2 separate regions of the Homo sapiens genome follow, and region 1 is linked to region 2. A link is a contact called in ENCODE Hi-C or POLR2A ChIA-PET data. All regions are on one chromosome and are shown on one strand. Each heading gives the region's core, a stretch centred on a gene start or an enhancer-like site at or near the end of the contact. The rest is flanking DNA. Distances are from core to core; before and after follow the strand shown.

Region 1 (2,700 bases), core at 75-2,574, 67 kb before region 2:
AGGAGAGAGGGGGCAAATTGTGATAGGTATCAAAAGCTTCCTTCTGCATAGAACTGGCTATTCCACTTTTAGTCTAAGAAAATAATCACCACTGCACTCCAGCCTGGGCGACAGAGCGAGACTCCGTCTCAAAAAAAAAAAAAAAAAAAAAAAGAAAATAATCAGATATGTTTGTACAGATAATAATAATAATAATAATGAAAACATAAATGGTTAACAATTGGGGAAAGTTAAATAATGCATTACAGAATTACTACGCAATCGGTTACTATGTAGACATTACATTGTCAAATAATTTTATTTATTCATATTTTTTGTGACAGGGTCTCACTCTGTCACTTGGGTTGGAGTGTAGTGGTGTGATCATAGCTCACTGCAGCCTTGAACTCCTGGGCTCAAGGCATCCACCCATCTCAGCCTCCTGGGTAGCTGAGACTGCAGGTGCATGTGACCATGCCTGGCTAATTATTTTTTTTTGTTTTTTGTAGAGATGGAGTCTCACTTTGTTGTCCAGGCTTGTCTTGAACTCCTGGGCTCATGTGATTCTTCTGCCTTGGCCTCCCACTCTGCTGGGACTATAGGTGTGAGCCATTCTGCCCAGCCATATTGTCAAATAATATTTAAATGATATTTAAATAAGATGACAAAACACTCCTGGTATAATGGATTTATGTATATGTATGTCAAGAGTGAGAGAGACATAAAGACTGTCTGATATTTACTAAATTTTTAAATTTATATTTACTAAATTATTAATAGTAATTTTACTGGTAGTGGTTTTATAGTAATTTTCCTTTTAAAATCTATTTTCTTTCTTTCATAGTGAGAAAATAAACTACTGAAGTTTCCTTTAAAAAAATCTGTATCTGGGGGCTTCCCACTTTGGTGTTAGAGCTCACTGGGCCCAGGGATTCTTATCCAGGGGCAGGGGATCTATGGGGTACCCAGGTGGGCTCAATGGATGGACACTGTGACCCTCCTGAAATGACACCTGTGATGTTTAGTGCAAGTGTCTTCAGGGGAGACTGTTCACAGCACTATCAGATTCTCAAAGCTGCTCCCTCTTCTCCATTACAGGGAAGGGAGGCTGGGTGGTCTGTTCAGGGTAACACAGCAGGTGAATAGCAGAGCTGGGATGTGGCTCACTCCCACTCTGAGTGCTCAGCAGGGGCTGCTGGAAGCTGTTTAAAGGCAGCTCTTACTTGCTGAAACTCCCTGGAATGTCTCTGACCAAAAAGCCAGGGAACTAAACACCTCTGGTCCCTAGCCAGAGCTTGGGAATGCCAGACTGCCCCCAGGGGAGCTGCAGCCTCACAAGTGCCGGTGCAGGGCTGGGCAGCCCAGGGGTAGTTGGGGGAGGGAAGAGAGCACAGGGGCCAGACGATGGACATGCCATGGCCGACGGGATGCTCTGGGCTGCAACATTTATACATGGGTGATGGCAGAGAGCGATGGGCTCAGTAGTGACAGAATGAAATTACATGTTTTCTCCAAACTTAGGGCTGGCCAAGGACAACCCTCTTAATCTCTCAGTCTCTACAGCCCACATTCATAACAGGAAGATAATAAACCTCACTTGCCTCACTGCATTGACGTGGGGATAAAATGATGTAAGCTATCTTGTCAAACACTGAGCTGGAACTCGCTCTCCCTCTAGTTCTCCAGGGTAAAAAACATGGTGAGCATTTCAGATCATAAATCTATGTGCATTTGGAATAATAAGTGGTTCTGGTCAGTAAGAGGCTTACAAAACAGCAGTACTTCAATAAAGTCTACAGACTACGTTTATTCACATTATACACAATTTCCCCTCTCCCTGGTTTTATTTTTTCACTTTAGGTAGATGAACTAAAGCAGAAGGGCTGATATATTTTGGGGGAATTTTTTTACTTCCTTCTAGAGGAAGGTTTTCCGTGAAGTAGCGAGAATGAAGGACTTGGTGCAGAATGGGAGAGAGGGGGCTTCCATACTGGGAGATTTCCTGGCTTTGGATAAAGTGATAGCTGGCTTTTCTCCAGCCAAGCTTGGTGCCCCTAATGAGGAACAAACTGTCCCCCTAATGAGGCCCAGTTCCCTCTGGCTGTGGTGGAGGACAGCCGGGGGGCTCAGGAAGGGGAGAGGTGCAGGAAAGGGGGTCCTGGTGGGTGGAAATGCACAGGGGCAGACACTTCTTGAGGAACTTTATCCTCCTCTGAAGACTGCTCTGGGATAAAGCCCCCGAATGCACTGTCTGTTTTTTGAGATCTTCCAGAAGCCCCTGGATATCCAGTTTAAAAGAATGAAGGGCATGAGTTTTTGATAAACTTAGAGCTAAAGCTGATGTTTTAGAAGGAGATAACGTGTACGTGCAACCTCAGAGGTTCATTCATTTATTCATTCAGCAAACGTTTATTGAGGGTCTATTATTTCCCCATTGAGCAGAACCAGGAAATACAGGATTGATTGGCTAGTCAAGATGCTTGTGTTCTGCTGGCTGATGGGGCTTGGGCATTCGTATAAACAATTAACCACATGCAGTGGTCAACGTGTTACTCAACAGCTGTATATCCTGTACCTTTTGTGTCAGGTAGTGAACAAAATAGGCAGTCTTTATTCTTAAAGAGCTTACATTTTGGTGGAATAAGAATAATGACAATGATGGTAATAACATTGTTGTTAGCACAGCGGACATTCACTGAGCATTTACTGTGTGCCAAGCAG
Region 2 (2,861 bases), core at 113-2,612:
CAGATTCCTCAATATAGGAGGAGGGGCTGCAGGAAGAATAGGAATGATCTGAGGATTAACTGAACATGCCCCTCTGCAATCTTTGTAGCCTGTTCAAGCTCTGGGAATTCTTGTTCAATTTGGACTTTTTAATAAGCTGAATAGAAATAATAGTGTAGGAGAAATGCCTGGTCTGAGTGTCTGCAAAATCTGAGTCTAATTAATGACTGCTGAGGCAAAAGATTTTTTTGAAAAAAGATTCTCTGCCCACTACAGAAATTACAATTGATTCTATTTATGTTTCGTATCCAAGCCTGCTAATGTGAATGGTGCCCAGAATGCCATGTTTTACAGATGCAATCTTGGAAGAGAGGGGAGGGGAGAGGCTGAGGGGATTTTACAAGAAACGGAGCCACAGACTGCCCTCTTGTTGTGCAGTGTAGGTCTTCCCTGGGTCACAAAAGCTCTATGGTACTCTGGGTTGCTTTATAATTAATAAATATGCAAAGCACAGGGCTGCATATCATGGGAAATATGACACATAGGGCAGTCTTTGGGATTGCACAACTTAGCATGTGACCAGGAGGAATGGCAGAGGCATGGAACAGATCCACATGCCAAGCAAGAGCTTCAAAAAATTGGTGCCACTGGAGTCCAAGGCAGGGAGAGCTCATGGAAGAGGAGAGAGCAGGGCAGGCTTTGTAGAGATGGGAAGACTGAAGGGTGCCTTTGGACAGGATTCAGATGGGGCGAAGGAAGGGAAGGAGGTTGCCTCCAGTGACCAACAAGCCTGATTTATGAGAAGAGCTGCTGCTGCTGAAATGTGCCTCCCCATCTGCTAGCCCTGGAAAAGGGATTAGTTCAATAAGGCAGACACTTTCCAGGACTTTGGGAATGTGACATGAATTCTGATCACAGGAAAACCCTTTGCAGTTCCTGTTGGGGTCTTGGAAGAGTAGCTGGGAGGCAAGCCTGGAAGACAGATTTCACCTTTTATCACAGCTTTGTTAGGGCCTGGGCCAGATTAGGGGATTACATTGCTTCCCATGAGTGGAAGGGACAAATCAGCACAGGATCTGGTTTTCATAAATAAAATAAATTTATATATACCATGGAATAGATTGATTCCTCGGTTCCGTTGATCTCACAGTTTCCCTGATAACAAGGATGGTCATGCCACAGCTTGCGAGAAATCCTTGCAAACATAGTTGTGTTTGCTCAATGCTTGTTGTTTATTGTTGATCAAACATGCAGAAAGCTCTATGTGCTGACTCACTCTCCTTAACAGGAAGCCTGATGTCGGCTTAAATATTTATTCGAGGGAAATTCTCCTAGATGGAGATGGCTTGGTGCCAGCAGCTGTGGGCTCTCCTTTTCAGACAGTGTCCTTGGTTTCAGGCACCACCCTCAGTTGCACACCAAGTGGGGATAGCTGGGAGGAGGAGCTGGCATCACGGTAACCAGGCCGAGTGTTGGGATTCAAAGCTGCTGACCCATCTCGGTGTTATCTGAACCCAGCTTTTATGCGGGTTCCTGTTTCACTGCCTGAAACACTTTTGAAAAGGCAAGCAAAGACCCAGGAGCCTTGCTGGACCTTTGCTTCATACTTTTGCTCGAGGGCTGGTGCTAAATTCACCAGTTGTGGTCGGTGGAAATTCCCTGAAGAAGCCACAATATGAGAAGGCACAGGAATAGTTTCTTCCTTTACAGTGTTACTGGCTTCAAGGGCTACAATCTTCCAGCCATCCAGACTTCTTCTTGTAATTTTATCACCATATTCTGCAGAAGCGAGTGGGAAAACTGTCGTGGTGCTCAGAGGTAGAGTCCTGTGCAAGTGTGGAAGGGGAGATGTTCCTTGCAGCCTGTGTCAATTCTCCAGCTTCTCAGGACGATGGTACTTCATCCGTTGGGCAGTAATGATTTCTGGAGGTGGTCTCTACCTGGTAGTAAGAGGCAAAGTGCTCCCCTGCCCATCCACGGTGTATTCAGATCAGGCCACATGGATTCTGGTCTTGCCTCTGTCAAGCCAGTTCACGTTTTCAGTCCTCAGTGTCTTCCTCTCTGAAATGGAGCTACTTCCTGGCCTGCCTGCATTGTTTAGTAGAACACAGTGGGCATTCACATCGTGGGCATTAGAAAGACTTGAGTCTATTCGGGATCACTACTCACTGTGCTGTGTGGCCTTGGACAAGTTGGTGAATCTCTCTGAACTTTTAGTATCTACTTCTATAAAAGGGGTAATGATTTCTACATCAAATGGCACCTGTGAGGATTCAAGGAGATGATTATGTGAAATGATTTGCACAGTACCTGGCACATAGTACGAACTCACTGAATGGTGGTTTTGATTATTTTTAGCTTCCTAAGAAAATAGAGGTAGGAAAAATCATGGGCTCTAGAGTCAAGGAAAAAGTGGGTTCTAACCCTGCTTTCCCCCTTAGGGCTGTGTGGTCTTGGGCAGGTTATCTGAGCTTCAGTTTCTTCATCTGTAACATTGGAATAGGAATATTTATTTTGCAGCATTGTTATGATTTTTAAATGAAATAATATTATATGGGAAAAAGGGATAATGTCTGGTTCCAAAGTAAGTTCTCTACAGCTGTTAATTTCCTTCTGCCCTTTTCCTATCCCTCTCAGTTAAGAAACTAAAATGGAAAACAAGTGGGAACATTTTGAAAAAATCTGACACATAAGTACTTCCTCTTGAAGGAGAGAGGATTGAAGAACAGTGGAAAGATCAAAACATGAGCATCAGATTGAGGAAGCAGAGCATCTGGGGATTTGATGAATCCAAGCCCTGGGCAACTGGCTTCTGGTAATCCAGTGGTGATTTTCCATTTCCTCAGACATTTATGGCCAAATGTCATGAAAAGAGCAGAATC

The links. A loop is a pair of places that touch in the nucleus more often than their neighbours do. ChIA-PET counts read pairs that join two places held with the same protein, here RNA polymerase II (POLR2A). Pooled maps may share reads with other maps.
Region 1: a map of ovary shows a loop between it and region 2 (1.8-fold over the local background). The contact joins two enhancer-like sites. A Hi-C loop is called at or near these places in 5 of 168 maps with a recorded cell type or tissue (PC-3, PC-9, ovary and 2 more) and 2 of 50 pooled maps. POLR2A ChIA-PET finds 5 or more read pairs at or near these places in 3 of 52 experiments (MCF 10A, WTC11 and activated naive CD4-positive, alpha-beta T cell).

The regions. Positions count from the first base shown.
Region 1 is chr2:69,148,640-69,151,339 of GRCh38, reverse strand. The region is part of intron 12 of ANTXR1 (ANTXR cell adhesion molecule 1); the gene reads right to left. Among named protein-coding and RNA genes, the nearest start is that of MIR3126, 46 kb to the right of the region's middle. Within about 2 kb of position 1,324, at least 11 of the 41 ENCODE cell types and tissues checked have a DNase peak (open chromatin) inside an H3K27ac peak, as active enhancers do; they include ovary, where a contact is called at or near this core.
Region 2 is chr2:69,081,257-69,084,117 of GRCh38, reverse strand. All of the region lies in intron 8 of ANTXR1 (ANTXR cell adhesion molecule 1), which reads right to left. Among named protein-coding and RNA genes, the nearest start is that of MIR3126, 21 kb to the left of the region's middle. Within about 2 kb of position 1,362, at least 23 of the 41 ENCODE cell types and tissues checked have a DNase peak (open chromatin) inside an H3K27ac peak, as active enhancers do; they include ovary, where a contact is called at or near this core.